Linked DNA regions of Homo sapiens: region 2 is linked to region 1. A link is a loop called in an ENCODE intact Hi-C map of the cell type or tissue named here. Cell type or tissue: heart left ventricle. All regions are shown on one strand. Each heading gives the region's core, and the rest is flanking DNA. Links, peaks and the distances in the headings are about the cores only.

What was found. A loop is a pair of places that touch in the nucleus more often than their neighbours do. Peaks named below come from ENCODE experiments on the same cell type or tissue, not always from the same donor. Only the 100,000 strongest peaks of a DNase experiment are listed, where the experiment ranks them.
Region 2: a loop joins it to region 1, with 3 times the contacts of the local background. A loop is called at or near these places in 4 of 110 quality-filtered maps.

Annotation. Positions count from the first base shown.
Region 1 is chr6:105,977,570-105,994,165 of GRCh38, reverse strand. It overlaps a transcript of PRDM1 not described here. Among named protein-coding and RNA genes, the nearest start is that of PRDM1, 100 kb to the left of the region's middle. RefSeq lists an enhancer at 386-920 and a silencer at 1,451-1,660. In heart left ventricle, for the core only: no CTCF peak of the experiment used is centred there; DNase peaks (open chromatin) are centred at 7,985 and 12,635; H3K4me3 peaks cover 980 bases; H3K27me3 peaks cover 7,742 bases.
Region 2 is chr6:105,911,193-105,927,788 of GRCh38, reverse strand. No RefSeq gene overlaps it. Among named protein-coding and RNA genes, the nearest start is that of PRDM1, 170 kb to the left of the region's middle. In heart left ventricle, for the core only: no CTCF peak of the experiment used is centred there; no DNase peak of the experiment used is centred there; H3K4me3 peaks cover 192 bases; H3K27ac peaks cover 1,193 bases.

The DNA of each region.
Region 1 (16,596 bases), core at 4,799-12,798:
CCGAGCCCAGCCCAGCAGCGCGGGCTCTTCGCCTCCCTCTCCACCGTCCCCGCGCTTTTTAAAACTTTGGGCGCAGCTTTTGAGTGACTGTCCAGGAATCAGTGCTCCTGCCCCACTTCAACTAGCGTACAAATAAATACCTTACCCCCGTTCACGTTTCATAAATTAGGAAAAGACATCCAGCTTACATTCCCCCAAATTAGCTGTATCCGACTCTGCAATTCATTTACCCTTCCAAGTTGGTGACACGAAATTCTATTCTCCAAACAAACCGTAATGATCAATCCAACGTCCCTTTCTACTCCGTTTTAAAAGACTGAAGAATTAATGCCAGAGGAGAGCTATCAACACTGCCGGAGATTACAGATTAAGCGATATCAGAGCCCCATACCACCACTCTTTTACTATCCCTCATTCTGGGCGTGATCCCTCTTCACTAAAATCCTAGCCCAAATGTATTTTGTCCCCTACCCTTGATTCTTTGAAAATCTGTTTCCTAAAATAGTAAACGTAACGTTTTAAAGACCTTCTAACGTCACCCTCCTCATTGCAGTCCTAAGCGGCACACCAGCGCAGCTCAGCCCGCTCCTGAAGACTTCGAAGCAGGAAACCCAGCAATCTTCCAAGTGGCACCTTCCCTGCTGGCCTAGATGAACCTAGAAAGCAAGCAACTTCAATGAATGCAAACTAAGCTTTCCCGAGGAGAAACGTCAAAGCAGCTACAATCAGTCTCTGATTACACAAACATACCTAGGGGCAGGTTGGAGTAAGGAGGGCTTTAGGGGTGGGGGTTGCCTACCCAGAGGTGGCTTAAACCAGTTCTCCTATTGTTACTGAGTTTAGGAAAGCTAGCTTTTGTTTCGTGGTGGATTTTGGGGATCAAACCCGAGATGCCAGCTAAACATCCCTGAAGTCTTTGTAAGAGAACCTAACCCAAAGTTAGGACTTCAGTTCCTTTAAATTAAGATACTGAGTTATGCATAATTAACGATTCCAGTAGAGAAACAATGCAGAATTATTTTGAAATATTGTAAAAGGAGGGTCGACATGTGCGTCTATCTGCCCAGTTTTGCGAGAGCTAAATGCCACTCACGGGCCCCCTCTACCAAACCGGGAAGAGTGGCGACAGCGGGACTCCTTAGGTCATGTCTTGGGACCCAAAGGTTTCGGACTCCCTCCAACCATCCTTTTGGAGGAAGGAGGCTTACAGCTCTAACTCCCTCCCCAGCAAACAAACCAGAGAGAACTGAGGCCCTATCTTTCCTGGGCCCATCTGGAGACACACGCCTAGAAAGCAAAGCTCTTTCCCGCCTACCTAGTAGGTAGCGGTTGACGAGTGATTGTGCACAGTGTCCAGGAACTCCCAGGCTAAGGGACGTCCAGCTCTCGAGGTTTACAGGCAAGGGGGACCTGAAGTGGAGGGAGGTGCATTGTTTCCACATGGCGTTTAGGTGGTAACAGCCCAAAATATAGCTTTCATTGAGAGAGAAGAGCTACCCAGGCCCAGCTCTGCGCGCGGCGAGGGCCCGCTGGGATTGGGCGGACGCGCGTCACGTGACCGGGCGCCGTGCCCTGGAGCCCCGCCCCTCCCTGGCGCTCACTCGGCGGTGCTGCAGCAGCCGGGATTAGTCCCACTTTCACTTTCTGCACTGGGGCTTCACACCTGAGTGATATTGTTTTGTTTTCTTTTGTTTTTTGTTTTGTTTGATTTTGAGATGGCCAGTACAAAAAAGAGGCAGTCCAAAGAAAAAGAGCTCCATGCGTTTCTGGAAGGGGGTGATGAGCCGGGGAGGTCGGACGGGGGCTGTTCAGGGTCCGCGCTCCCGGGAGGACGAGGACCCGGAAAGCAGGTGTTTTCCCCATTGCAAGGGCAACACTGAGCTCGCGCGTCCACAAAACGTTCTGCGAAATTGTAAGGGCCTCCAGCATCACAACCAAAAGTAGAAAGTAGTAGGGGCTTCACCCTCCGAGCGCTGACGTGGTGATTTGTTTCTGAAGAAGGACTTGCTCCAGGTAGTTTATTAGGGTAGCGAGAGCGAAGGGCCACCAAAGCTGGCTTGTCATCCAACCTAGGAAACGGCACTCGCTGAAAAAACAAACTCACGATGGCTTCCGTCTCACCTCTAACCTGTGGGGGACTGGACTGGACTCAGTTCAGTACGAGTGCAGGGAGAGGGCTGCGCGCCAGCTCTGGATGAGCCCAGCCAGCGGTCCTATGTCTGTACCTGTCCTTATCGCTTATCACTAACCGCCCTTATCAGTCATTATCGCGGCTGGTCACTGACTAAAACATTCTTCCATAGTCCTAAATAAGTTCACCTATAGAAAGAAACCATTCCAGATCACTAACATGAGCTTGGCCCATTCATTTGTTCTTACATTTATATAACAGTGTTATTTTACATGTTGCACATTTTCCAGTGCCTGACTTACTAGGTTCTGAAGCACAGCAGCAACCTGTGAACCAGTCAGGCTCTTTTGCCTACGGTGACCTTCAAGTGTCCATCTGTAACAAGTCAGGGCAAGTTGCAATAAATAATTGGATCTTTGAAAGGAAAAAAAATGGTTTGTTTTCTCCTCTCTAAAAAGATTTCTCCAACACCTGAAAACTTTTAGCAAGTTGCTCAAACTTTAAGACTTCTGGGATTTTTTGTTTTTTTTTTTTGTTGTTGTTGTTTATTTGTTATTTGTACACTTCAGAGGGTAAGAAGAAACCAGGTAAAGTGTTGACAGTTGCCTAGCACAATGACTGGTACAAAGTAAATGCTCGATAAATTATTATTGTTAAAGTTAAACAAGTTATGCTTCCTCCTGTGTGTAGTTTTAAGTGACAATATAGTATTGTCCATTCTTCCATGCTTTATTTTTATATACAGGTTTGATTAGGGAGAAGGGAAAGCTTATAAAGCAATTTGCTTCAATCTTTGGTCGTGATAGTAACTTCCACTAACTAATTACACATCATTTTGAAAGTATTTCCTCAAATTTGTTTTGAATATATAATATGGCCTTTGAATTTCCTTAACTTCTCCCTTATACTTTTACAAAATGAAAGGGTATGGTCTTATCCCACTAGCTATTTCACAAGCAAACATGGTAACTCTTTTGGGGGAAGAGATTATTATTTTCTCTGGGAAGTTAGCTGAAAATCTACCAAAAAGTGCAGTCCAGAATAAGAATTAATTAAATAACCAAAAAGATCATTTTTGTTTTGCTATCTGGAAAAAAATGACATAGAATAGATATGTAAAATGTTAATTTTAAAATATAGCTGTTTTTTAATTCCTGCTTTTGGAAGCCAATTTGGATGGTTGAAATGAAAGTTGTTTTCCCTTTAAAATTAATATAATTATCACTAGGTCACCTAGAAAGAATATCTCTGGTCTAAACTTCTCTTCTGTGCTCCAAATTCCCTCTTTCACAAATGACAAAGAAACCGCTTGGATATATATGGAGCTAAACTCATCACCTCTCCTACCATTCTCCCTTTGGACATTCTAGATCTTACTTAGTTCAACCTCCCAGTCATCCATACTACAAACCTGGAAGCCATGCTCGAATCTTCTCTTTTTCTGCCCTCCACTTTAAGTCAGTTATCAAGTCCTGCCTGATTTAAACTCCTAATTGTGCCTCAGATATGCCCCTTCCCTTCCTTTCTAATTCCTGCTGCTCCAGTCTAGGCCTTCCTTGTCTTGCTCCCTGGCTCCCTTGCTGCAGCAGCCTCTTCACTGTAAGCCTCTGCCATTATCATTTCCTTCCAGTCCTTTGTTGAGTGACTTATCTGAAAAGCAGATCTGGACATGCCACTCACCTTTATAGGCTTCCTATTACTTACCAGATAAAAATCTAAGCTCTTTACCACCATTCTAAGGCTCTGTACCTCTCTCTGGCTTTGCCTTTCTCTCCTTCCTGCCCTGACTTCACATTCTAGCCACACTTCATTCATTCATTCTACACCACTGTGTGCTAGCTACTGTCCTAGCCACTTGGGATGTCTCAGGGAAAAAAAAGCTAAGATCTTTGCCCTTGTGGAGCTTATGTTATGGGAAGGATCACATCAGTAAACAATAAACATAAGTAAGCACAATTGATAGGACGAGGGAGGGTAATTCTAGATAGGTTGGTCAGGGTTGGCTTTATTGAAAAGGTGACTTTTGAGCAAAGATGCAAAAGATGAGGCAGTGAGCTATGTGAAGAAACAGAGGAAAAATATCTACACCGAGGGGACAGCCCGTGCATATCCCTGAGGTAGGAGCGTGCTTAGCATACCCAGGAGAGGCAAAAAGAGAGCAGGGAGAATGACAAGAGATGAGGGCAGAGAGACAACAGGGGAGTGTGCCTTTGGACAGGCCCTCATTAGCCATTGTATTAAGTTGGAGACTTTGTATTTAATGGGAAGCCAACTGCTTGTGGTGGTCACACTCTCCCCTACAAGTTGTGTTGTTCAGCCCTATGGTCTTTAAAGACGTGCTGCTTTTCTTTGTATTGCATCCCTCTCTGCAGCTGAGTTTCTGCTCCCATAGCTCCTTGTGATTATCTCTGTTATTGTAGTTGCCATATTACTTAAGAATCTTACATCTTGAGGGAGGATTTTGGTTTATTTTTGTATCCCCAGTGCCTATAGCAAGCCCTCAAAAGCTTAGTGAATGAATGGTAATGTTTGTTTGTAGAGTACCTCCAAATATCAGGCGTATATGTTTATTAATTCTTAAAACAACCCTACAAGGGAGCTCTGTTGTACCTATTTTACAGAAGAGGAAATGAAGTTCAGAGAGGTTAAGTAACTTATCCCAAGTCACACAGCTGGTAAATAACGGAGCTGGGTTTCAAACTCAGCTGTCTGGCCAGTTGCTACCCTGCACTATTCACTAATGAGACTTCCTCACTAGATTGAATAAACGAGATGGAAGGAATTTATCTCTGGTTGTTTCTTGCCCTTGGCTTCTTTGTGCTTAAAAAAAACCCCACTTATCATTTCTCCTAGGTCTATTCATTAATTCATGAAACATTTAATAAATACCTACTGTATGCCATGTACATCGAATACATTGCTGAGCAAAACAGATCTATTCCCTTCCCTAGTGGAATTTATACCATAACAGGGAAGATCCAGAACTGTATAAGCAAGGGCAGTAAAGTGCAGTCATTGCTCTGATGGGGGAAGTACAAAGGGCTGCTGAGCTGTATACCATTATAACAGTAGCGCCAAATTCAGCCTGAGAAGGCCATATGGTTGACAGCATCTGTCCTGGAGGAAGATAATTCCAAGTGGAATGTGCCATTGGTCCTAGAATACTGAAATTCAGAAAGTGAAGTTATAGTTGTGAATGAAAGAATCCCCTATGAACTTGTATAAGGTAGTAGGTATTATATAAACTTGTAAAGAATCTTGTTCTATCTTTGCTCTATTCATTTTTTTCAAATTTGGCTAATGTTAGTGCCATTTTTCCAAATCTGATTACAATCTTTATGTGTTTATAAAGCATAAACTTTTTAACCACTGTTTTTAAATTTTTATTTGATAAGTTATTTGTCCTATTTATTTGCAAAGAGAGAATGCAATGCATCTGTTTTAGTAGGTAAGACATTCCAAAACTATGAAATCTGAGGGCTTATTCAAATTATTTTGTTCCACTGGAATTTGGTGGTATATTGCATCATTGGCTGGAGTTTGGTAACTTGTTACAGAATGTATTTTTTTTATTATGCTGATGGGAATGAAATTTAATGTTTGCTCACTTTTAATTAGTGCTCAATGGAAGAAATAGCCCAGGAAACCATGAAAGGTGGTGTGACTGAGACAGGAAGAAGCCAGGCTGGAAAACCAGAGACCCATATTCAGAAAGTAGCATTTTAGTGCTTTCTAGCTGGTGGAAAATTAATAGGTTGTTCTCTACAGATTTCCCCTGTTTTTCAAGTGGGAATATTGTATTTGCTACCATAATAACTCTAATATATGACCTGATTTTCAAAATTAAAAATTTAAGCATGAAAATAGTTACTCAGACTTGAAACTGGTGGTGGCAACAGAGCAGTTGTTTTTAATAAGAAAATGATGGCGAAGATCAAAGAAGAGCAGGATCAGGATGTGGGAGTGAGTCTCTTTATTGTAAACTGCTTTGGAGGGAGGTGAGAGATGGAGATTAGAGATGATGAAGACCTTTCCTTTTGGTTTCTCTGATCTAGCCATGGATGATGAGAGTCCCTCTGGATGAGCGTCAAAGAAAAGACATGGTTAAATGGGTAATAAAAAAAAAATCAATGGCCCATAAATGCTAAGTGTTTTAAGTTTAAAATTTTCCCTCAAAAAAAAAAAAAAGTTTAGCTATTCAGTTATTGTCTACAGCTTGTAAAACACAAGTTTCCCTAATGGAGCAAGTCCAGCAAGTCTTGGTTGTAGAAAGAGATAGGACTATCATGAGAATTCAAAGACTCCTGGCAAATATATGTTTTAAGGTTTTAAGAAGTTCCCCAGAGGAGAAAATATGCTGAAAAAAAAAATAGTCATAAAGTGCTTTTTTATGTTAAGAACAAAAAGACAGGAAATGTTTTTTCCCCAAATATTGTTGCATTTTCTCCATCTGGTGAAATAAAATAAGACAGATATGTTATTCTCCACTGTTACACAAAAACACCAGCAGCAGGCCGGTTAGATAGTGGATAGCTGCTGTCCCTGGTGCACTAGGTATATCATTACTGTCCCCCCACCCCACATAAACAAAACAAAAGAAAACAAAACATCCAGAGTATGTACTGCTTCTCTGAGGCCATCAAAAGTTCTTGGCATATAACATAGAAATTTCTTGGTTAATAGAATAACAAAATACAAAACTGTCATCATTACGTCTAAGGAAACCTTCCCTGTTTGCTAACTTCCTTCCAAAACATTTTTGCCCTAATTACATTTTTGTTGGTGGTTTGGAGAGGCCAGGACAACCCAAGGGGATGATTTCATTCTAATTGCATCTTTCCTTTCCCAGGAGGTCTGTGTCCTTTCATATCCACCAAACTCACTTGATCCCTTGATTAACTGTTGTCCACTTGTTACTGAGAAGAAACAACAATCCAAACAAGCTCTGTGAGATTGACTTGATTTTTTTTCCCTGCTGAGATCACAAAACTTGTATGCCAGTTCTTATCCAGGGCTCCAGGTGTGATAGGGGAAGGGTGTGTGTGTGTGTGTGTGTGTGTGTGTGTGTGTGTCTGTGTGTGTGTGTGTATGACTGTGTGTGGTGTGTGTGTGTGTGTGTGTGTGTAGTGGAAGGTATTACTAGAACGCAGAACATGTATCCCAAAGTGTGCTTTCGGGGGGCTACTTTCCATAGTTTGTACCCAATTTTAAAGAGATTAATGACCCTCAAATTGTTAAGATCCACTCCCCATAACATCCAGGTTAATTCCTCCATTGTTGCCAGACGTGGGTTCTTGCTAGGCCAGGGTTGCTGGAATGCATTGAAAAGTCGTTTTAATGAATTTCTGCAATAATCTATGATCTCCCCAGCAACTGCCCTCGGGATGTCATCCGCAGGCTCTGGCAACAGTGTCCAAATGCAACGTCCTTCTGAGCTGACCCCATGTAGCCGCGTCCGGGGCGAGCAAAAGCAGGACCTCGGTCCGCAGAATGCACTCTCCAGATCACACAGCGCCCGACGCGGTCTTCCTGGGGTGGCCTGTGTACTGGAAAACGGGGCCCCATTTTCCCCCAGAAATCTGAGGGATTGCTGTAGAGGGAAAAAGGGAATTCGTCTCTTAAAAAACATCATAAAAGAAAGGGCGCCTTTCCCCAGGGCATTTACGCGGGTGGGCAGAAGCCGCGCGTGTGCCCGAGACTTGCAGACTAGAGTCAGGCAGGCAGGTCCTTCCGTGCCTCCGGACTAGAGACCCCGCGTCCAGGCAGCAGCATAGTCACGCAACGCATCTTCGGCCTCAGAGCTCGTCCAGGAAGGACTGCGGCCCAGAGGACTCAGCTCCGGCGGGAGAGGAAGCGCTCTGGTCGCTCCTCCTCGCTTCGCTTGCGGTTAGGAGAAGGTGCTTGCCTGAGTCCGGAGACCCGGCGCCCTGCCCAGGCCCCAGGACAGACCCACCATTGAGGCTCGCACTATATTCGGTAGGAGGGTTTCCCTCCCTTAAGGGCAAGATGAATTGACAGCGTTCACTCCTGGCCGGCGATGCCACTACCATCTTTGGATCCATTAATTCTTTCTCTGAGCCCCCGTTTTGTACCGGCATGGCACTGGAGATGTGAAGCGTCTATGTAGATAGGACAGTGTGTGGACCTAGGTGAAGTGCTGGGGAAAGTCCTGAGTAGGAGGAACCAGCAAAAGAGCGAGTTTTATGGGCTCTTTTCTCTCACTGATCCAAGATTACTACTCCCTAAGGGAGTGTTAGCATCCCCTTTGACAGAGGGGAATATGGACACCCAGAGAGATCAAGTGCCTTGGACCATGGGGCTGGAGCCTGTGGCTGTCCACTGCCAAACTTAGCTTCCTCCCAGCTGCCTCCAGTGAAAAGGCTTAACTCTGTCCAGGAGAGTGGGCAGAGATCCAACAGAGGAAGCAACCGTGAACCTGGGTGTGTCTGGGTGCGCTTCTCTTTCGCTCTTCAGTCTTTGTAAAGTGGGAAAAGTAGGAGCATACCTGGGCAGGCTCTCAGACCTCTTTTTTTTTTCTTTTTTTAAGTATCTACCCTCACCGCTTATGTTTTCTCTTGCAGTCACCAGCTCCTACAGCCTGACCATCCCCGAATTAAAAAAAAAAAAATTCAGCCTGTACTTCTTCCCTAAACTCCAACCTTGTTTCATTTATTCAACTGCCTACTTGATATTTATCTCCACTTAAATGTCTAAAAGAACCTCAAATTTATTTATTTATTTATTTATTTATTTATTTATTTATTTATTTGAGATGGAGTCTCACTCTGCCACCTGGCTTGAGTGCAGTGGCACAATCTAGGCTCACTGCAACCTCCACTTCACAGGTTCAAGCAATTCTCCTGCCTCAGCCTCCTGAGTAGCTGGGATTACAGGCACCCACCACCACACCTGGCTACTTTTTTGTATTTTTTAGTAGAGATGGGGTTTCTCCATGTTGGCCAGGCTAGTCTCAAACTCCTGACCTCAAGTGATCTGCCCGTCTCAGCCTCCCAAAGTGTTGGGATTACAGGCGTGAGCCACCAAACCCAGCCTCAAATTTAATTTGTTAGACGCTTAGCCCCTATATCTGCCCCATCTTCAGTGTTCCCCCTTTAGATTAAGAGCAACACCATTTTTTTCAGGAGGTGCTCAAGCCAAAAACCTTGGAGCAGCCCTTGGCTCCTTGATCATACTCCAAATGGAGCCTGTTGGTGAATGCTGTGCCTCTACCTTCTGTGTATATCCAGAATCTGACCATTGCTTACGACTTCTTCTCCTACTGCGTGGGCCCACACCATCATCCTCCCTCACCTAGGTTGCCAGGACAGCTTCTTGACTGGTATCCATGCTTCTGTCTTGTCCCCCTTTACAGTGCATTCATTCTTAGCACAGCGGCCAGAGTGATTGTGATACATAAAGGAGCTCAGAATCCCTCAGCGATTCCCCACTTCACTCAGAGAGTAAAAGCCTAACTCTTCTACCTCCTGAGTGACTACTGCATGTCTGACCTTTTCTGCTTTCTCCTTGCCCATGCCCACTCCTGTCTGGCTACACTGACCCTCCTGTTTTTCCTGCCTTAGGGCCTTTGCACTTGCTGTCCCCCCTCTGCCTGGAGCACTGTTACCCAGATAGGCATAGTTTGTTTCAACTTTTTGCTCCAATGTCACCTCCTGAGTGCAGCTTTCCCTGACCGCCTATTTAACATTGCCACCTGATCCCCTCCTTTTCCCCTTTCCCTGCTTTGTTTTTCTCCATGGTATTTAACTTCCCATATACTACATTTACATTATCCCCCTCTTACTGCTTCTGTCTCTCCACAAGAATGTAAGTAATATATATGAGGGCAGGGATTTTCTTTTAAGTAGCTGTATCTCCAATGTCTCAAACAGTGCCTGGCACATGGAAAGCACTCAATAAATATTTATTTTAATAAAATGGGGAAAGGGAGTGGCTCCAGTATTTACTAGCTCTATGACCTTGGACAAGTGATTTAACTGCTCTAAAGCTCAATTCTCTCATCTGTAAAATGATGATAGATTCTACCTTATAGGGTTATCAATAAGTAAATACACATAAAACACTAAGTACATAACACAATAAGTGGCAGTTGTTTTTACTGGTATGTGATATTGATAGTATATGCAGGCCAGACTTCTGTGTATATATGGTTTGTACTTTACCTTCCTATCTTTTAGAAGCCATTTCTCCTGTCTACTTGTAGCTGCACAATGTAATTAGAAACATAGCAGGCCAGGTGCTGGGGCTCACATCTGTAATCCCAGCATTTTGGGAGGCTGAGGTGGGCAGATCACTTGAGGTCTGGAGTTTGAGACCAGCCTGGCCAACACGGTGAAACCCCATCTCTACTAAAAATACAAAAAATTTGCCAGGCATGGTAAAAAAAAAAAAAACACCTGTAATCCCAGCTACTTGAGAGGATGAGGCAGGAGAATTGCTGGAACCCTGGAGGCAGAGGTTGCAGTGAGCCAAGATCACACCACTGCACTCCAGCCTGGGCAACAGAGTGAGACTCTGTCTCAAAAAAAAAAAAATGTAGCATCCAGCTCAAAATGTCTCTTTGTTACTGATATTATTTGTATGGTGTCTCAGAATTGTGTGGTCACTGTTACTCTCAAAAGCTTAAAAAAAGTTGGTTCTCTGAAAAACCACTTTTTGCTTAGTTTGTGTCAGCAGCATGACCTACATTTCTCATCATCTTCCATGGAAAGGGGGAAGTGGAAGTTAGATTCCTTGAGAGAATGTGAATTATCCCCCTTTATGACTCTATTGGAAATTTTTTTTTCTTTTTGGCTGAAACAACAGAAAATTATTTTCTCAGGGTTCTGGAGGCTGGAAGTCCAAGATCAAGCTGTCAGCAGGTTTGGTTTCTTCTGAGGCCCCTCTCCTTGCCTTGCAGATTAGCCACTGTCTTGCTGTGTCTTCACATGGCTTTTTCTTCTCCACACCCCTTTCCCCCACCCCCACACATATTCCTCATGTCTTTTTCCAGGGAAATTCTTCTGAAGATGTACAAGGATGGGGCTGCAGGGTCCTGGGGGTTGGAGAAAGCAGCACTTGGCTTAAACCAATACAGGCTGGCGGTGGTGCTAGAACTGGGCTTCCTTCCAGCTACCCTGCCTGTCTCCTTAGGTATATCTCCCTAGGGAGGACTCACTTGATAACATGTTTGTGTGTGACAGGATTTAGTGAGGGAAACTGGAGCTCCCTCGTGCTCTTCCCTCTGGCTAGACAGACCACCTTCTCCCCTGGCTCCCTGTCACCTGGCTTTGCTCACTGTCCACCTTGTTTAAAATCGCAACTGCCCCACACTGCGCATTCTCACTCCCGCCCACCGAGTCCACACCCATGCAAGCTCCATGAGGATGGCAGTTTCTCTCTGTTATGCCTCTGCTTTCTTTTTTTTGAGATGGAGTTTCTTGTTGCCCAGGCTGGAGTGCCATGGTGCCATCTCGGCTCACCACAACCTCTGCCTCCTGGGTTCAAGCTATTCTCCTGCCTCAGCCTCCCTAGTAGCTGGGATTACAGGCATGCACACCACGCCAGGCTACTTTAGTATTTTTAGTAGAGACAGGGTTTCTCCATGTTGGTCAGGCTTGTCTTGAACTCCGGACCTCAGGTGATCCTCCCACCTCGGCCTCCCAAAGTGCTGGGATTACAGGCGTGAGCCACCTCACCAGGCCATGCCTCTGCTTTCTCCATAGTTCGAAGGGCAGGGCCTGGCAAAACATCACTGTGAAATTCTTGTTAGTTGCACGACTCCTCTCACCGAGCTTATTGAATTCTACCAAGCAGCCCCTGACATTCATTGAGCAACCCCCGTGCCAGAACACTTTAAATGCATCATCTCATATTCTCACAACAGCCCTCTGAGGTAGACGTTATGATGATCCCCACTTTGCAAATGAAGTGAAGACCAGTGAGGTTAAGTAACTCGCTCAGGGTCGCGCGGCAGCTGACAAATGGTTGAGCTAAGGACAGAATCCAGACAGCCTGGGTCCAGGGCCTGAGTTTCAGTCTTCCTTGGGAAGGTGGGTCTCAGGCAGCATCGGGCGCAGCAGGCCTGGATCCTGCAAAGTCCGAAAAGGCTGGTGTCCTTCCAAATCCTTTCATCCCTTCCGCGGCCACCCGTGTGGCCCTCGCCGTAGTGGAGCTGTCCCGAAGCCAGCGCTGGCCTAGCGTGAGACCCTCAGTCAGCCCAAGAGGACAAGCAGAGACGCGCCTTCTCCGACGCCCTCTGTCTCAGAGTCCCTCCTGGTGCCCAAACAGCTTGAATTTTCCGGATAGGAATGGCAGAGCCCGTGGCGTAGGTGCGCCCCCAAAGGCCCCGCAGGCCGCACCCCTGCGGATTTCCCCAGCGGGACTTGGCCACCATTCGGATCCCCTTGGAAGACCCCGACGGAACAATCGCGTCGATAAGGAAACTGGAAACCGGGAACTGGGACTCCGGGAACCGAGAACCCGATTGCCCCTGGCCGCAGGCGTGCCGTGTGAGCTCCTGCGCACGGTTCCCGGAAAGGCGAGGAGGAGCGAGCGCGCCGGGCCGGCCCCCAGAGGGTACTCTCGGGTACCTGCGCTCCCACCGCTACGCGGGGCCGCCTGGCTCCTGGTTCTCATCGTTCTTATGCTTAAAGTGGAAAATAAAAACAACTTGGAGATGGAATAGTTCAGTCGGTGAGTCCGTTTTTCTCAATCCTTGCGGAGATGGAATCCAATCTTCCGGCTCTACCACCCTGCGACCCCGGATTCGGGGTCCCTGCCCGGGGACCGCCCGCATCCGTCTGGGAATACATCCACTCACCACAACTTCTTGAAACTCTTTCAACGCAGGAAGGCAGAGAGGATAATTGACAATTTCATTGCACAGTCACCGAATTCATAGCAGTTTTTGGTCATTTTGTTGTGATGGGTTTTATTTTCAGTCACGGGATACCGAAAGCATAACAACTCATTCTGTGGGTTTCTGGTAAAATCTGGAGGTTAAAATACCTGAAAATTCTGGTAATCTCTATTCTGATGAGTCAATTAAAAAGAGTTCGTTTACCCATCACAGCCAGGTAGAATCATGAAAAAAAAAAAGAAAGAAGGAAAGAAGGAGAGAGAGAGAGAAAGAAAGCAAAAAAGAAAAAGACAGAGAGAAAAAGAAACTCAACTTCTGCAGTTACGTTTGGAAACTCAAAACTCAGCTCCTATGTTTTCAGTTGCAAATTAGAGTTCATATTACTTGCCTACATTTGCCTTACGGAGAAGTTTGTTTCTGAACCAATATTTGCTCAGGTTTTCTTCCCCAGACATAAATGGCATCATGGAGTCATTAAAATAAAACTAACAAACATAAGACCCAACTGATTTATGTTTTTTTAAATGTTAGTTATTGAATCTTGTACTCTGAGTTGATGTTTTTTAAGAAGGTTTACTTTAAAATGAATTTTAGGCCGGGCGCGGTGACTCACGCCTGTAATCCCAGCACTTTGGGAGGCCGAGGTGGGCGGATCACGAGGTCAGGAGATCAAGACTATCCTGGCTAATACGGTGAAACCCCGTCTCTACTAAAAATACAAAAAATTAGCTGGGCGTGGCGGTGGGCGCCTTTGGTCCCAGCTAATCGGGAGGCTGAGGCAGGAGAATGGCGTGAACCCGAGAGATGGAGCTTGCAGTGAGCCGAGATCGCGCCACTGCACTCCAGCCTGGGTGACAGAGTGAGATTCCGTCTCAAAAAAAAAAAAAAAAAAAAAAGAAAGAAAAGAAAAGAAAGAAAAAAAAAGAAGAAAAAATGAATTTTGGAATAAAAAGTAATTGAGATTGGGAGGCCGAGGGGGGTGGATCACGAGGTCAGGAGATAGAGACCATCCTGGAAAACATGGTGAAACCCCGTCTCTACTAAAAATACAAAAATTAGTCAGGGGTGGTGGCAGGTGCCTGTAATCCCAGCTACTTGGGAGGCTAAGGCAGGAGAATCACTTGAACCCAGGAAGTGGAAGTTGCAGTGAGCTGAGATCACACCACTGCACTCCAGCCTGGTGACAGCGCAAGACTCCTGGAAAAAAAAAAAAAAGTAATTGAGATGTTTGGCAACCTCATGGTAAAATATAACAGTACACCAAGGATGAATTTAGCTCTGTTTCTTGCTCCATTACTCACTCACTTGACGTGGCCTCTGACAAGTCCCTTCACTGTCCTGGGCCTCAGGCTTTCCAAGAGGATCATCTTTACCATCTACCTGCCCCTGGGGGTGTCGTAAGGGTTAATGAGATATATGGTGAGTGCTTTGATTCTAGGGTGAATGACCCTGTACAAATAAAATATGATTACATCTGAGATCCATCTTTGATTCATCTGAATAAATGGGCCTTCCCTTTATGAAATCTTCCTGTTAAATTTTCAACATTGGGTTGTTTGGTTTTAAAACTCTATGCGTGGGCATTCTATCGCTTAACACACCATGTAAATGTCCTCAAAAAGTTATACTAGCATGTTAAGGGAGAACTTCTATTTGTTCATAGATATCAAAGAATTAATTTTTCTCCTTAAATCATTCAATGTATTTATTCAACAAATGTTTACTGAAAATACACTTTTTCTGAGGACTTCAAGAGGTTCAGGGAATGCTTACAAGGAACAATCTTGTGTGTCTCCAGCTCCCAGGCATTGTGTTATGTGCTTTATGTGTATTAGTTCATTTACTTCTTATAACAACTCACTGAGATGCAGGTACTGTACCGTGATTACCTGGTGTATCGAGTGCAGGCTGAAGAGTTTCTGTGTAATTCAGTAAGCAAAATATTGAAGACTTTTGAATCAGGGAAGTGACATCAGCAGAGTAGCATAGTTTTGTGAGGTCACTTGCAGCAACAAGGAGGTACTTTTTTAAAACCTCTGATGGAAATTTATGGTCACTTCTTTTTTCTTTTTAAGAAGAAAAAAGATTTGGCCAACACTGCCTCAGCAAGTATGAAATTCAGCTATCTTGCAGTGTTTAACATCCTTAGACCAGGTCATCCCAGAGTTGAGAGGATGGATTAGACAAAAGGTAAATATAAGCAAAATATGAGCACTTAGTTGGAATTAGCCAAACATCCAAAAGTATAACTACCCCTCACCTCTGCACTCCCCACAAAAAGAAACAGAAGAAATGCACATAAGCTTTCATGTGGTCACTTCCTGGTTTTTAGAAGTTATCTAAAAGGCAAAATTTTAAGAAGCATATCAGCGGCATTGATTTGAATTTGTCTCAAGTGTTAAAGTGATATCTAATCACTTCCAGGTGTCATTGCCATACTAAGGCTCTTTTTTAAATGGTGTATTTGAATTATGAACTTGCAGATTTTAGACAGGAAGAAAAGGCAATACAATAGAGTCTATAGCTATATAGTTCATAGGCAAAATTTGAAAATTGGAGAAGTTTATATTCTTCACATAAGAAAGAGGTTCATATCCCCTTATTTAATGGGGAAAGAAAAAAAACCTTGTGGATTAGGCCTATTTTGCATGAAACACAAAGATGTTTTATCCATCCTGGAAATATAGTCTACCAAATGATGACTTGTGATGTTGGACAGAGAAGAAGAAACAAATTGAACCACAAATACAGTGTGGATAGTTAGGCCAGCTGCAACAGATTGCTGAAAAAGTTCACTATTTATACTATAGTATTATGGTGTTATACATTTGCTACATGTTGACAATGTGCTAAGTCATCAGTATGATTAAAGCGAACACCCATATGCTTGGTTGACAGTGTCCTAGTTTATAGTCTTAGATATACAACACTGACACATACACACATATTACAGAAGCAGATGTATATATGGAGTACAGCAAGTGTTGAATGATTTAGATATACAGGAATTAGTTCCGGTGCTTTTCATGCGCAAGAGAATAGAAAGTAAGATATGCAAGTCACATATTCAGAGAAAGCATTCTTAGGAGAGTTAGAGGAAACTCCTGTCTTGCTTACAGTTACTTAGTTGGGAAAGGATTCTTGAGAAGGAGCCAGAGATGGGGATTTCAGAGTAACAAAATCACAGTATGTTAGAATTGGAAGAGTCTTCAGAAGTCAAAATCTAGCCGGGCATGGTGGTTCACACCTGTATTCCCAGCACTTTGGGAGGCCAAGGCAGGTGGATCACCTGATGTCAAGAGTTCAAGATCAGCCTGCCAACATGGCGAAACCCCGTATCTACTAAAAAAACAAACAAATAAAAAATTTAGTTAGGTGCGGTGATGCACACCTTTAATCCCAGCTACTTGGGAGGCTGAGGCAGGAAAATTGCTTGAACCCAGGAGGCAGAGGTTGCAGCGAGCTGAGATCACGCCACTGCACTCCAGCTTGGGTGACAGAGTGAGACTCAAAATAAAAAGTGAAAATCTAATTCATTTTATGAATAAAGAAGCTGAGGGCCAAAGCCCTTGAATGGTGAATTAGTAGCAGATCTGGACTACAATGT
Region 2 (16,596 bases), core at 5,733-13,732, 67 kb after region 1:
CTAGTGCAATATCCAATTTATGTATTACAGATACTCAACGAAATTAAGCATATGCTTTTGATTATATAGTTTTATTACGTTTGTTAGGAGGCAGGATAAGTAATATCTCTTACATGTTAAAATGCACACCTGGGCTATCTGTAACTGGGAAGAATTTAACTTATTTTTTAAGCCGACTTGCTTGTTTTTCTTTTATTTTTGACAAGCATGGGTTTTATTTTATTTTATTTTATTTTTTTTGAGATGGAGTTTCACTCTTGTTGCACAGGCTGGAGTGCAATGGCGCGATCTCGGCTCATTGCACGTCTCCTGGGTTCAAGCGATTCTCCTGCCTCAGCCTCCTGAGTAGCTGGGATTACAGGTGTGCGTCAAAACAGCTTGCTAATTTTTTTGCATTTTTTAGTAGAAATGGGTTTCACCATGTTGGCCAGGCTGGTCTTGAACTCCTGAGCTCAAGTGATCTGCCTGCCTTGGCCTCCCAAAGTGCTGGGATTACAGGCGTGAGCCACCATGCCTGGCCAAGCATGAGTTTTAAAACATAGGTTTCAGCTACAGTGAAGCCTTGATTATGACTAATTAGATTAAGAAAGTATATTAATTGATTCTGGATCACTCTTTTTTAAAAAATGTGTTAGGTTCAAGTGTATCTATTAAACCCATTATTAAATAGTAGTGACAGGCAGAAGAACATAAAGATGAACACATAATTTGATTTTAAAATGTACCTTAAAAATCTAACAAATTATTTTGTTAATTATTCAGCATAATAGCACTCTTATTAATAAATTTGCTAATGGTCGCCTCTTTTGAAATGCATATTTGGCTACTACATTTTATGCTATATGATCCTTTGCAAACTACCAGTATTTCCAAGGTTAAGAAGAAGTGAGTTCAAAACCTTCTGTCCTATTAAAATCTAAGCATTCAAAGTGCATAAAGGGGAATAACATATGCTAGGCTAGTTTTTTTGTATCCATTTATCCACGCATCCATCTTTCCATCAGATAGATATTTCTGTAATCTCTATGCATTTTCCCCCTCAGGCATTGTGCTACCACTGGAGTACTAAAATGAAAACTACCACCACCAACAATATGATTCTTGCTTTAAATTGCTTTCAGGGAATCATTAATTCAGTGTTGCTGAAAGCACTCAGGTTAATAGCACAGCAACTTTCCTACCCAGTTGCATGGAGATTCAAGTTAGAGTTCAGTGACAGCCACAGTGAGCACAGCCATCTGCCAGATGTCATGAATGCATCAGCGTTTCCATGCTGCCTTCAAAGAGGTCAGATATGTCTGCTGGGTCTGTGGTGGTATTAATCTTCTCTCTTTTACTATCTTTAACAGGTTCTTTTTAAGCTTTAACTGTGTCTGACAAAATTAGTTTTCTCCCCTTTGTAAACTTCTGGGCTGACTGGTATAAATCTATATCATCATTTTTGCTCTTTGAGAAAGGTCACTAGTTGTTGGTGCTGTTATGGCAATAGATAACCTTTCCTGGGAACCTTTTCATCTTGTCTCAATGACCCCCAGGATATCCCCAAAATGGATATTCCACACCTACTGCCAATCCTCCTAATTCATACTGTCTTTGAAGATTGGAGTGGCTTTATAATATATTCACAAATTATGTTATGCTTCTCCCTGCAAGAGGTGGAGTCTAGTTCCCTTTCCCTTGAGAATGAGCTGGACTCAGTGTGTCCTTTCTAATGAATAGACTGTGGCAGAAGTGACAGTGTGTCATTTGGTGAGTCCTTTCTAATGAATAGACTGTGGTGGAAGTGATAGTGTGTCACTTCGGAGACTGCGTCATGGAAGATGTTGCAGCTTCCATTTTGGTTACTATCTTGGCTTACTTGCTCTGTGGGAAGCCAGCTGCCATGGCATGAGAAAATATACATGTAAGAAGGAACTGAGGCCACCAGCCAATAGCCATGTGAGGCAGCCACCTTGGAAGTGAACTTTCCAGCCACAGTCAAACCTTCAGGAGATTTCAGCCCAGGCTGGCACTATGACTCAATCTCATGAGAGATCTTGAGCCAGAACTAGCGAGCTAAGCTGCCTCATAGCAATTGTGTGAAATAGTAAACATTTGTTGTTTCAAATAATTAAGTTTTGGATAATTTGTAATGCTGCAATAGATAACTAATAGAAAATCTTGCTTCTTCTTCAGACTAAACATAGTCTGTAAAGAGACTCCTTTCTAGGTGAATAGTCTCTATTCTTTCATTTTTCCTTCATAGTACTTTATATAGTATAGTTCTTTTGACTTTTCTGATAATCCTCTTGTTAGCACCTCAGATAAAAAGATGTTCTTTCATTTTCATCTACTGATACTTTGAACCCCATTCTTACTCCTCTAAATTGTCTCTAATTTTCACCTTTCTTTTTTTTTTCATTTTTTTTTTCTTTTGAGACAGGGTCTCACTCTGTAGCCCAGGCTGGAGTGAAGTGGTGTAATCACAGCTCACTGAATCCTTGACTTCCCAGGCCCAGGTGATTCTCCCACCTCAGCCTCCTAATAGTTGGGACTATAGGCTTGTGCTGCTACTCCCAGGTAATTAAAAAATATATACTTTTAGTAGAGATGGGGTTTCACCATGTTGCCAAGGCTAGTCTTGAACTCCTGGACTCAAGTGATCCTCTTGTCTCAGCCTCCCAAAATGTTGGGATTACAGGCATGATCCACAGTGCCTAGCCTCTAATTTTAATCTTTAATTTCTTCCTCTCCTTAGCCTCAACAAGCTCGAGTCTCTCCCTTCACCAAAACAAAACCTCCTCACCCAAGCTAAAATGGTTTTTATAAAAAGGACAAAAAAAGAAGGCCAGGCGCAGTGGCTCACGCCTGTAATCCTAGCACTTTGGGAGGCCGAGGCAGGCGGATCATGAGGTCAGGAGATGGAGACCATCCTGGCTAACATGGTGAAAACCCGTCTCTACTAAAAATACAAAAAAAAAAAAAAAAAAATTTGCCGGGCGTGGTGGCGGTTGCCTGCAGTCCCAGCTACTCGGGAGACTGAGGCAGGAGAATGGCATGAACCTGGGAAGTGGAGCTTGCAGTGAGCTGAGATGCAAGCCACTGCACTCCAGCCTGGGCGACAGAGCAAGACTCTGTCTCAAAAAAAAAAAAGGACAAAAAAAGAAAAAAAACAAAACAAAAAACAAAAAAACAATGGCAACAAATGGATGCTGGCAAGGACGCAGAGAAAGGGCAACATTTGCACACTGTTGGTGGGGATATAAATTAGCACAGCCACTATGGAAAACAGGATGTGAGTTCTTCAAAAAATTAAAAGTAGAACTACCATATGATCCAGCAATCTCACTGCTGGGTATATATCCAAACAAAAGGAAGTCGATATATCAAAGAGAGATCTGCACTCCTATGTTTATTGCAGCACTATTCATAATAGCCAAGATATGGAAGCAACCTAAGTGTCCATCAATAGATGAATGATTAAAGAAAATGTAGTACATTTACACAATGGCATATTATTCAGTCATAAAAAGAATGAAATACTGTCATTTGTAACAACATGGATGGAACTGGAGGACATTATGTTAAGTGAAATAAGCCAGGCGGAGAAAGACAAATGTATGTTCTCACTCATATGTGGGAGTTAAAAAAATTGATCTCATGGAAGTAGAGAGTAGAGTGATAGTTACCAGAGGCTGGAAAGTGTACTGGGGATGGGAGAATAAAGGGATTAGCTCATGGATACAAAAATACAGTTAAATAGTAGGAATAATATCCAGTGTTCAGCAGCACAATAGGACAACTATAGTTAACAATAACTTATTGTATATTTCAAAAGAGCTAGGAGAGAAAATTTGGAATGATACACCAAGAACTGATAAATGTTTGAGGTGATGGGTTTGATCATTAAACTAGATTTGATCATTAAACTAGATTTGATCATTAAACATTGTACACTTTGGCTGGGCTCAGTGGCTTACGCCTGTAATCCCAGCACTTTGGGAGGCCGAGGCGGGCGGATCACGAGGTCAGGAGATCGAGACCATCCTGGCTAACATGGTGAAATCCCGTCTCTACTAAAAATACAAAAAAAAATTAGCCAGGCGTGGTGGCGGGCGCCTGTAGTCCCAGCTAATAGGGAGGCTGAGGCAGGAGAATGGCATGAACCTGGGAGGCGGAGCTTGCAGTGAGCCAAGATTAGGCCACTGCACTCCAGCCTGGGCGACAGAGCGAGACTCTGTCTCAAAAAAAAAAAATTGTACACTTGTATAAAAATATCACATGTACCCCATAAATATGTACAACTATATATACACCCATAAAAATAAAAAAAGTAAAGTTAAAGATTAAAAAGATCACCTCCTTTTGATCTTGCTGCTTTTTTGGGCACTTGTGTTTATTTGTAAAGTATTGAAGACCTATCTACCCTTTTCTTCTCAATCCTTGCCTGCTAGTTTCTGCTCTTGATGGTGGCATTTTCTCTTTGAGATTACTGTAGTTATCACACTCTTTTCCCTCTCCTGTCTTTCTTGATCTCCAAAATCTTTAGCCCTTAGAATCTCAAGGATTCTGAGAGCTAGAGATAGACTTCGGAGGTCACTTTCAGATTATGACATGGTGGCCAAAGACGTTCAGACACTTGCTCCAGCTCACAAGCCTAGCTTGTGGCAGAACCCATGGTCAGGTCTGGCTTCCCTGAATCTCAGGCCTGAGTCCTTCTCATACCAATCATTTCCTTGAAACTTTCTCCACCAAAGTCATGAAACTGCATTTTCTTGGTTGGTCTTCTCTCTCCCTTTTCTTTTACTTTTTCTTCTCAGTCCCCTTTACTAGTTGCCTTTCCTACTGCACCTCAGGCTTTGCTCCCTGTCCTCAGCTTTTCTCTTCTGCTAATTGCATTTACATGCCTGCCATTAGCTTCCACCTCCACATTCCACCTCCAGTCCTGGTTTGGTCTGGGGCTGTGCCTCCATACTGATGACTTCCTACAAGGCAGTTCCACTTGGAGTTCCCACATCACTCCAATCCCATGGCCAGATGCTGTTTCTCCAGTTTGCCACGGACGCTCCTCCTTTTTTCTTCCTTTGGGGTAAATACTCAGATCCATCCTCTCAGCTACCTAACTTCCTCCTGTTCTTCTTGTTCTTGTTCTTCTTGTTCTTCCTACTTCTCCGTTCCTCTCTCTCCCCCTTCTTCCTTTGCCTTCCTCCTCTTCCTCCTTCTTCCTCTTCTTCTTATTCTTTTCATCGTTTTTATTCCATTTTTCTTTTTCTTTTTTTTGAGACAGAGTCTCAGTCTGTCACCCAGGCTGGAGTGCAACGGCACAATCTCGGCTCACTGCAACCTCCATCTCCCAGATTCAAGCCATTCTCATGCCTCAGTCTCCCAAGTAGCTAGGATTATAGACACCTGCCACCACGTCTGGCTAATTTTTGTATTTTTTAGTAGAGACGGGGTTTCATTTTGGCCAGGCTAGTCTCGAACTCCTGACCTCAGGTTATCCGCCCGCCTCAGCTTCCCAGTGTGCTGGTATTACAGGCGTGAGCCACCATGCTCGGCCTTATTCCATTTTCAACAGAAATGTGTTGTGAATTGTGGTTCCAGGAGCATGTGAGGCTCTGAGGACACAGTCTAGTAAGTCTTCTATCTGGCCCTTCCTTGACTTTTCTGTGGCTACAGCTCTAGCTAAGGCCCTGGTCAGCTAAGTTTGGATTCCCTGACGGTTTATTTAGTTTGACTCTTTGCTCCCTCTCTCTCTCCTATTCATCTACAGTAGTCCCCTCTTATTGGTGGTTTCATTTTCCATGGTTTCGGTTACTGGCAGTCCACCACAGTCTGAACATATTAAATGGACAATTCTGGAAATAAACAATTCCTAAATTTTACAATGTGTGCTGTTCTGAGGAATGTGATGAAATTTCTTGTCAACCTTCCCCATCCCACTTGGGATGTGCACCCCCTTTTCCAGTGTATCCACGCTATATACACTTCCTGCCCATTAGTCACTGGCATCATCTGCTCCTGACATCCAACCATTAACATCATCATGGCTTGATGCTCCAGGATCACCCGAAGCAGATGAGCCTCCCTTTGATGTACTGTGTGAAGGTCAGTCGTTGCCTAATGCTATGCCACTGTGCCTCCTTCATTCACCTCACTTCATCTCATCATGTAGGCATTTTATCATCTCACGTCATCATAAAAAGAAGGCAGGTAAGTACAGTACAATAAGATGCTTTGAGAGAGAGTAAGAGAGAGAGAGAAAGAGAGACCACACTCATCTAACTTCTATTACAGTATATTATTAAACTTGTTCTATTTCATGATTAACTATTGTTGTTAACCTCTTAGTGTGCCTAATTTTTAAATTAAATTTTATTATAGATATGTATGTATGTATAGGAAAAAAATATATAAAATACACAGGGTTTGGTACTATCTGAGGTTTCAGGCATCCACTGGTGATCTTGGAATATATCCCCCATGGTTAAGAGGGGACTACCATATACTGGTTTCTTCATATTATTATTTGCTGCTATTATATTCTATTGTCACCACATCAAGACCCAAATTCTTTATACAGTTGATCCTCCATATCCGTGGGCTTTGCATCAACAGGTTTAACCAACAGTGGGTAGAACATATTTGGAAAAATCATAAAAAATAAAAATACAACAATAAAAATCATACAAATAAAAACAATACAATAGAACAACTATTTACATAGCATTTACACAGTATTAGGCTTAACACATAATCTAGAGATGATTTAAAGCATACAGCAGCAGTGTGTAGGTTACAGGCAAACACTGAACCATTTTCTCTCAGGGACTTGGTATCCAAGGAGGTTCTGAATTTTGGTATCCAAGGAGGTTCTGGAAGCAGTCCCCCTGTGATACTGAGGGGCGATGGTAACCCACGTTAGCTCTGCCTGTGCAGTTGCTTTTCTCAGAGCCCCCAAATTCCACGCCAGGTGCCTCTACTCTGTGGCTTCCAGATGCTCTCCCTGGCTCACAGTGGGCTTTGCACCCCTGTGGACCATGTCTTGGCTTCTCTCCACTTGTGGACAGAAAGGCACCAGGGCAGTTGCTCTCAATGCCTTCTGAGGGTTGTTGTTAGGACAGGGAGCAAATAAATGTTGGGGAATGCAAAAGGCTTGAATGAAAATGATGCCCAAGATATATTGTCATTTTGACATGTTCTATTTATTTTTTATACTGAACTACCATAACTCTATTACACAAAACTCTCTTGAGGTGAAGTGGAAAGAGAAACAGGTGACTCAATGAGGAGAATTGACCTGAATATTTGCCTTTTCCATTATAGTTGAGAAGAAATATCAGTGACTGTTGGTTAGGGTTTTGGGGTCTTATGACTTGAACTAAACAAGATTTCCCCACATTTCACCATCATTTCATGATTCAGGATGCTTGGAAGGCAAGTGGTCTGTGGGTCATTGGACTGAAACCAACAAGGTGTTCTTTCTAAGAGGAAGATTTCACTATGGGTGTGACAAATCTTGAGGGTGACTGCATTTCCATGAAACCAAACAGGTTTAAGAGTAAGGAAGTGAGTAATTCCCTATGCTGCCTGTCTAGGTCTCTTTTCTATGATTGCGTCTTCTATTAGATTGATAGAGCACTGTGGTTTCTGTTGAGGTTACTATGAGATGGAGATTCATACTAGAACCGTGAGGATGTCAGAGATTTCTGAATGCACAAAATTTGGATATAGATGCTTAAACATTTTCTGGGTAAATGGCTATTCCTTTTGCATCATGTAGCAGAGACAATATATGGTCACTGCCTCTTTGTCATTTTCTGGCTTAGTCATTAATTCATTTATCTATTCAACCAAATTTTTATTAAGTAGCTACTACAGTGCAGGTAGAATGCCAAATGCTATGGATACTGTGGTGACCACGATAGAGTTTTGGCTCTTCTGATAACTCACTGAGCCAGCACGCCATAAACAAAGTGAAAATGGGGTATTCTCCATTTTCCTGATTGACCTTCACTGGGATGGTAGTTGCTGCCCACATTCTTTTCTGCTCTCTTCCCTATAAAAAGCCCTTCTCAAGTGGCATCAACTTCCATCAACTTCTTTGGTAGTGGTAGTGGTGGTGGTGCTGGTTGCACACCTCTCATGGTGAAGATCTGGGAAAGTGGAGTTGTCACTCAAGCTGGATGTCTAGTCTATTTCATTAACATGAGGCTTCATCTGATGCCTTAAGGTTAGCATTCTTTTTATTATTTTATGTATGTACTTATTTATTTACTGAGATGGAGTCTCGCTCTGTTGCCCAGGCTGGAGTGCAGTGGCACGATCTTGGCTCACTGCAATGTCCAATGTCTACTGCCCAAGTTCAAGTGATTCTCTTGCTTCAGCCTCCTGAGTAGCTGGGACTACAGGCATGTGCCACTATACCCAGCTAATTTTTGTATGTTTAGTAGAGATGGGGTTTCACCATGTTGGCCAAGCTGGTCTTGAATGCCTGACCTCAAGTGATCCGCCCACCTCAGCCTCCCAAAGTGCTGGGATTACAGGCATGAGCCACTGCGCCCGGCCAGCATTCTTAATATTCAGACAGCTCATTTGTTGCCTTTTTCCTTAGTGCCTCATTGTCTTATTCTATGTCAATAAGTTAAAATATTTTTCCTCTTAATTGTTAAAAGTGAATTGAGTGGACTTATTCTACGGTAGAGGAAGAATATAAATGACAGGGTCTGGCACACAGCAGGTGTTCAATAATTATTTGGGAAAAAGAGATGCAGAAAGCATGGGGGGAAGAAGAGTGCTTACAATGAATCAATTTTACAATTGATTAAGATATAAGTACTGTCCCTCTTTTTTAATTTACTGGAAGAAATAAAACACTGAAGAAATGAAGGATGAAAAAAGTAAGACACAGATAAATCATCCAGATTTGATGTTAAGTACTTTATATCTATAACCTCGAAATACTTCTAAAATATCCCCAACTTGTATATTAGACCAATCTTTCTCTCCTCCCTTCCTTCCTTTTATTCTTCCTCTTTCTCTCTTTCTCTGGCTGTCTCATTGCTGAGTGTTCTGTGTGGTACTTGGCTTTCAAAGATCATAGCAGTATCAGTGGTGTTTAAAAGATCAGGATCTTCAGCTACTCAGAAGGCAGAGGTGGGAGGATCACTTGAGCCCAGGAGTTGGAGAACAGCCTGGGCAAAGTAGTAATACCTCGTTTTTACAAAAAAAAAAACAAAATTAGCCAGGCATGGTGGCATGTACCTATAGTCCCAGTTACTCAGGAGGCTGAGGCGGGAGAATCAATTGAGCCCAGGAGTTCAAGGCTTCAGTCAGCTATGATTGCACCACTGCACTCCAGCCTTGGTGACCTAGTGAGACCGTGTCTTGAAAAAAAAAAAAGATCTGCCATCAGACAGACTTTGGGTCCTAATGTTGGCCCCACCATTTACTAGCAGGGTGACCCCTTGGGCAAACATTGCTAAGTCTTTGTTTCTTCATCTATAAAATGGTGATAATAACAATTTCTGTCTTGTAGAGTTTAGTGAGGGTGATGATACAAGCAAAGTGTTTGACATTTTGCCTTATACCAATAATATATATAATGTCTGGTCTTCATTCCTTATTTCTCTCCCAGAAGGCTATGTTATAGAACTCTATATACAGTGGGTGATATTCCACCAAATTAAATACATATGTTAATTGTATTTTTTCATTCTTTTAAAACATATTTAAATAATTTAAATGCAGCTGAGGATGTTTCCTTTAGCTTTGTAAGAGCATTCTTTCTGAGATGAGATTAAATTTGGAAAATGTTGATCCAGAAGAAGAACCTCTCAGCAGGTTATAAGCAAGTGATGCCACAGGGTGATAATGTGAATCTATGTTCTCATTTAGCTTACTGTGTGCTCCTGCAGCCCTTCATTAAACATAATAAATGAACACTATTGGATGACATCAGAGTTGAATTCTCAAGAATTAAATTTGCACCATTTTCTGAAGGCATTTTAGTACCAACTGATAGGTTCTTTTGGTAAATACGATAGTCCAAATCAGTTTTGGCATTGTTTTAGGGAGCCCTAATTCACATTCTTACTGCATCTCTAAGAATAGGAAAATACTTTTTCTTCTATATTGGCAGTTTGCAGCCAAGGCTTCTGCAACTTTAGCATTCTTGCCAGTAATTATTCATTGGTCCTTTCCAATTTTTTTTTTTGTTTTTTTTTTTTTGCTTAGAATACAAACCTATGGGAAAAGATCCAACACCACAGTTGTTACTTTCTCAGTAGAAATGCTTCAAGTGGATCATGAGACCAAACTGAAAGGATATCTCCTTAGAAGTGTCCTTGTATTGACAAAAAGTGAGAAGCGAATCTCAAAAGAGAAAGAAAATGATATTCTTAGTGCTGAGCTCAGTTTAGTTGAGGTTTGAATATTCCTAGCCTCATTTTCTGGTGAAAGTTACTTTTAAATTAAAGAGTAAGATGCCTCTCTCATACCCAGTGGGATTTGCAGAGTCAATCGGTACATCTATATCAGGAAATTCTATTCTAGCTTTTACTGTGCTGATGAAGAAAACATCTTTCCAGATGGATTTCTGTTTATACAGCCTTTAACATTTTTACTTGCACCCAGTTTGTCCCATTGGCAGTACTTCCAGTTCTAATTTTCAAGACTTGAAGCTCACAATAGTGTTTATAGAACAGGAAGAGAAATGGCTCTTTTTTTGTGAGAGAAAAGAAGCTTCAAAATTCCTTATTACTAGGGATATTTTTAGAAAACTTAATAAATAGTACCGATGGCTTGTCAATGGGATTTTCAGCCTTTTATTATGAAAAGTTGAAGAAATTATGTAGTCAATACCCATGCACCTACCGTCTATATCCTACGATTAGTGTTTTGCTATATTTACTTTATAACATATCTATTTACCTCTATCCATTTATCAATCTATATCTATTATATTATTATTATTGATTGGGCCCCTCCCTTCTCTTCCCTTCCCTTTTCTTTTTTGAGTCAGTCTCACTGTGCCACCCAGGTTGGAGTGCAGTGGCGCAATCACGGCTCACTGAAGCCTCAACATCTTGGGTTCAAGCAATCCTTCCACCTCAGCTTCCTGAGTAGCTGGGACCACAGGTGCATGTCACCAATGCCCAGCTAATTTTTACATTTAGTTTTGAAGATATGGGTTCTCACTATGATGTCAAGGCTTGTCTTGAACTCCTGGGCTCAAGCAGTTCTCCTCCCTTGGCCTTCCAAAGTGCTGGGATTACAGGCTTGAGCCACCATGCCCAGCCTATTATTGTTTGGATGCATTTCGAAGTTATTTACAGACATTAGAAATGATGCTCTCATTTTTGAATCATAGATGATACCATCTGGTTATTTGACCAATAGTATATGCTGTATCACATAGGACTAGGTTCAGCCTCAGTTAATAAAAAAAGAGTAGCTTGATGTGTTTTTAAAGAGTCTTTTTCACCCCCTCTGGTAAAAGAAGGCTGAAGGTAGGCATTCAAGGCTGGTACAGTGGTTCTGACATCATCAGTGGCTTAAGCTCTTTCTATCTTTCTGGTCCACTATCCTAGCATGTGGCATTCATCCGCAAGGCCTCTCATGACCCAAGATGGCTGCTGGAGTGCCAGACATCTCATTTTCTAACAGCAGGAAGGAGGAAGGGGATAAAGGCTTCTTTAATGACCTATTCTAGAAGAACAAGCAATTTTATAATCAACTTGTCTAGCTCCAGGAAAAAAACCAAATGGATAGAATTTTATGGGAATCATATTTATAAATGAACTTAGGAAAAATTGACATGTTGATAATGCTTGTATTTTATTAGCCAGAATATAGTCGCACTTGAAGGCTGAGAAATATATTATTGCATATTCCTTTGATGACAATGATGATGATGATTATTATTATTGAGACAGGGTCTCACTCTGTCAACCAGGCTGGAGTGCAGTGGTGCAATCATGGCTCACTGCAGCCTCAACCTCCCAGGCTCAGGTGATCCTCCCACCTCAGCCTCCCGAGTAGCTGAGACCACAGGCACATGCCCCCATGCCCTCTTAATTTTTGTATTTTTTGTAGAGACAGGGTTTCACCATGTTGCCCAGGCTGGTCTTGAACTCCTGGGCTCAAGCGATCCACCTGCCTCAACTTGCCAAAGTATTACAGGTGCAAACCACTATATCTGTCTGTCCTTTGATTATTTGAGTAGCATATTTATTTCAGCCATTTCCCTTTGTTGGGAAAAATCAAATGAGTTGAGGTTTCCTACCCTAGCACAACTGTATGGGTCTTGGGTTACTATTAGAGACAATTGTGGAGGCATACAAGGTGACTTCAAATGTTTTCATGTGGCCAGGTGTGGTGGCTCATGCCTGTAACCTCAGCACTTTGGGAGGCCAAGGTGGGTGGATCACTTGAGGTCACAAGTTCGAGACCAGCCTAGGCAACATGGTGAAACCTGTCTCTACTGAAAAAACAAAACTAAACAAAAAATTAGCTGGGCATGGTGGTATGCGCCTGTAATCCCAGCTACTCAGGAGGCCGAGGCAGGAGAATTGCTTGAACCCAGAGGCACAGGTTGCAACGAGCCAAGATTGGGCCACTGCACTCCAGTCTGGGTGACGGGATGAGACTCTGTCTCACACATACACACACACACACACACACACACACACACACACACACACACACACACACAGTTTTCATGTAACTTGGATTAAACAAAATCATTTGCTCAGTAAATTTGTTGATTATTATGTTGAAATAATATCAAAGTGGTACTTGTATAATAGGATGATCATAGTGAAGTCATCAAAACACAGTGGTTCAAGGCCAAAGGACTAGATGGTCAGCCTCCACTATCCTCAGGGAAACGATCCCCAGAGCTACAAAGGTTAAGAGTCTGCTCTCATGATGTCAAAAATCCTGAGAATTATTCTTAATAGCTTTTAAAGGCCTTGTCTTTGAAGAAGAAGCTTCATTTCCTGGAATTTAAAATGATTCATACCTGGAGAGGTCTTGGGCTGGCAGAGAAGGGTAAAGCTTGATGATATAAGATGCCCACTGTCATTAGGGTATGTTTGAGGCATTCATGTGAATGCATTTATTGTGAAATGCTCCATGCACAATAAAGAGGGAAGGCAATTTTACTTTTACGTTCAATAAATTAAAATAGCTACCATAGGTAGAAAAGTTAAACCATGCTGACATGTTTTTGACAGAAGAGTAAAAGTGTCCAAAATAGGGATTTCTTCTTATCCTCAACCCTTCATTCTCCAATAATTTGTGTTTTGAAATTAAGAATTAGTGTTTTACATACTGCTCAAAGCAATCTACAGATTCAATGGAATTCCTATCAAATTGCTGATGTCTTTTTCCAAAGAGTTAGAGAAAACAATTCTAAAATTCATATAGAACCAAAAAAAGAGCCCAAATAGCTAAAGCAATCCTAAGCCAAAAGAACAAGGCTGGAGGCATCACATCACTTGACTTCAAATTATACTACAAGGCTATAGTAACCAAAACAACATGGTACGTACAAAAATAGACATATAGATCAATAGAACAGAATAAAGAACCGAGAAATAAAGCTACATACTTAAAACTAACTGAACTTCAACAAAGTCAGCAAAAATATATAATGGGGAAAGGACTCCCTATTCAATAATGGTGCTGGGAGAATTGGATAGCCATATGCAGAAGAATGAAACTGGACCCCTGTCTCTTAACATACGCAAAAATTAACTCAAGATGGATTAAAGGCTTAAATATAAGACCTGAAACTATAAAAATTCTAGAAGAAAACCTAGGCACAACTTTTCTTGACATGGGTCTAGGCAAAGAATTTATGATTAAGACCTCAAAAGCAAATACAACAAAAACAAAAATGACAAATAGGGCTTAATTAAACCAAAAAGCTTCTACACAGCAAAAGAAACAACCAACAGAGTAAACAGACAACCTACAGAATGGGAGAAGATGTTTGCAAACTCTATGTCCAACAAAGGACTGATATTCATAATCTATAAGTAATGCAAGCAGTTCAACAAGAAAAAAATAACTTCATTAAAAAGTGGATAAAGGATGTGAATAGACATTTCTCAAAAGATGTACAAGCAGCTAACAAACATGAAAAAATGCTCAACATCACTAATCAGAGAAATACAAATTAAAACCACAATGAGATAGCATCTCATACCAGTCAGATGGCTATCATTAAAAAGTCAAAAAACAACAGATGTTGGCGAGGATGCAGTGAAAAGGGAATGCTTATCTACTGTTGATGGAAGTAAATTAATACAACCTTTATGGAAAACAGCATGGAGATTTCTCAAATAATTAAAAATAGAACTGCCATTTGACCTAGCAATCCTAGTACTAGGTATCTATCCAATGGAAAAGAAATTGGATATCAAAAAGACACTTTCACTCGTATATTTATCACAGCATTATTCACAATAGCAAAGTCATGGAATCAACCCAAATGTCCATCAATGGATGATTGAATAAAGAAAATGTGAGATATATATATATATATATATATATATATATATGAATACTATGCAGCCATAAGAATGAAATCATGTCTTTTGCAGCAACATGGATGGAGCTGGAGGCCATTATCCTAAGTGAAATAACTCAGAAACAGGAAATCAAATACTGTATCTTCTCACTTATAAGAGGGGGATAAGCAATGGGTGCACATGGACATGCAAAGGGAAATAACAGACACTAGAGACTCCAAGAAGGAGGAGTTTGGGAGGCAGATGAGGGCTGAAAAATTACCTATTGGGTACAGCATTCACTATGTGGGAGATGGGCACACTAGAAGCCCAAACCTCACCATTATTCAATCTATCCATGTAACAAACCTGCACATGTACACCCTGAATCTATAAAAATAAAAAAAATTTAAATAATTAGGGTTTGGGCATATAGATTGTTTTGAAAATATTAGCTGTGTTTATTTCCTTCCCCTTAATAAAATATTCTCCCTGAGTTCTGCCTGCAAACTGTGTCAGAATGATCTTTAGAGTTTGGTATTTAAACCTGAAACAGAAAACAGAATAAAGAATTAACTATCGGCCGGGTGCAGTGGGTCACACCTGTAATTTCAGCACTTTGGGAGGCCAAGGCAGGCAGATCACAAGGTCAGGAGTTCAAGACCAGCCTGGCCAATATGGTGAAAACCCATCTCTACTAAAAAAATACAAAAATCAGCCGGGTGTGGTGATGTGCGCCTGTAGTCACAGCAACTCGAGAGGCTGAGGAAGGAGAATCGCTTGAACCCGGGAAACGGAGGTTGCAGTGAGCCAAGATCACGCCACTGCACTCCAGCCTAGGCGACAGAGGGGGACTTCATCTCAAAAAAAAAAAAAAAAAAAAAAAGGAAAAAAAAATGCAAGATTAGGAATCTAGGGAAATGATGAGGATTATTATATCTTTGCTAGAGGCATATAATGAAATTATTATACTATATAGTAAATCACATAAAATAGGAAATAATACCATTTATTTGCCTTGAAAGATATACAAGTCCTATATTGACAGCAAATGTATTATTGCTTCTAAGTCACATGAGACCTAAATATTCCTGCCTCAGCCTGGGTTCCTAAAAAAGCAGAGTCTGAACCAAACTTATAAGTGCAATTATTCCAGGAGGCACTAGAGAAGGAGGGAGACACAAAGCAGATGTGTAATATAGAGTCAATCACCCTGTGGGCCACTGGTACTTGATCACCCTGGGTCTGCTTGAGAAACTGATTGAAATGGTTTTCCATTTCATTTGGAGGTTGCAGGGGGGAGAAGATGGAAACATTTATTAATCAGTTCCTAACCCCATTGGTCAAAATTCCACCCCAAGTGTGTTAAAAACCCCTCTCCCCAGACTCAACAGGGAAGCCCTGGAGTGGGAGGCAAGAGGCTTGTTTAAGGAATGGTTCTTTGGGTTACACTTATGTGAGGTTGATTGGAGTCTGTGCAAAACCAGTCGCTACAGTGGTTTTTGGAATAAGTGAAAGGTGGGGCAAAGAGAATCTGATACAGGGCACAAAAGGTATCACACACATCCTTCAACCTTACCATCTTATGGGGACAATAAATTTACATTAACATAATTACCAGAATCTTGCTGCCTCCAAGCTCCAGCTAGCTCACTTGGGAACTCCAGGACTTTGCACAGACTTCCTTCCCCAAGTGTTGAATAAGTCCACAGAGGGTGCCTAATAAAAGCTCTGATGGTGCCCCTGACTACAAAATTCCTGGCTTCTGCTGTACTGCCAGTTCCTTATCTGACTCCAGAGCTGGCAGTCCTCCTGCTTCTCCTCAGGAGTTTGGCATTCTCTTGCAAAGTGGGAAGAATGTTGTGCCTCCGGAGAATTGCTTGGACCTATGGAACATTATAGAACTTAATGAGCCTGCACTTTCCATGCATAAGGCCAGTGAACCCAGCCACCGTGCATCCCTGGGGTGCTTGTGTGCCTCTAGGAGAGCTGGGGAAAATGATTGATGTGCCAGCTGCCATGCCATAGTCAGGACTCACCTCTGCTCAGGAGCTCAGGGTCTGAAGGGCATTGTGGCTGGCATGGCTGGTTTTTCACA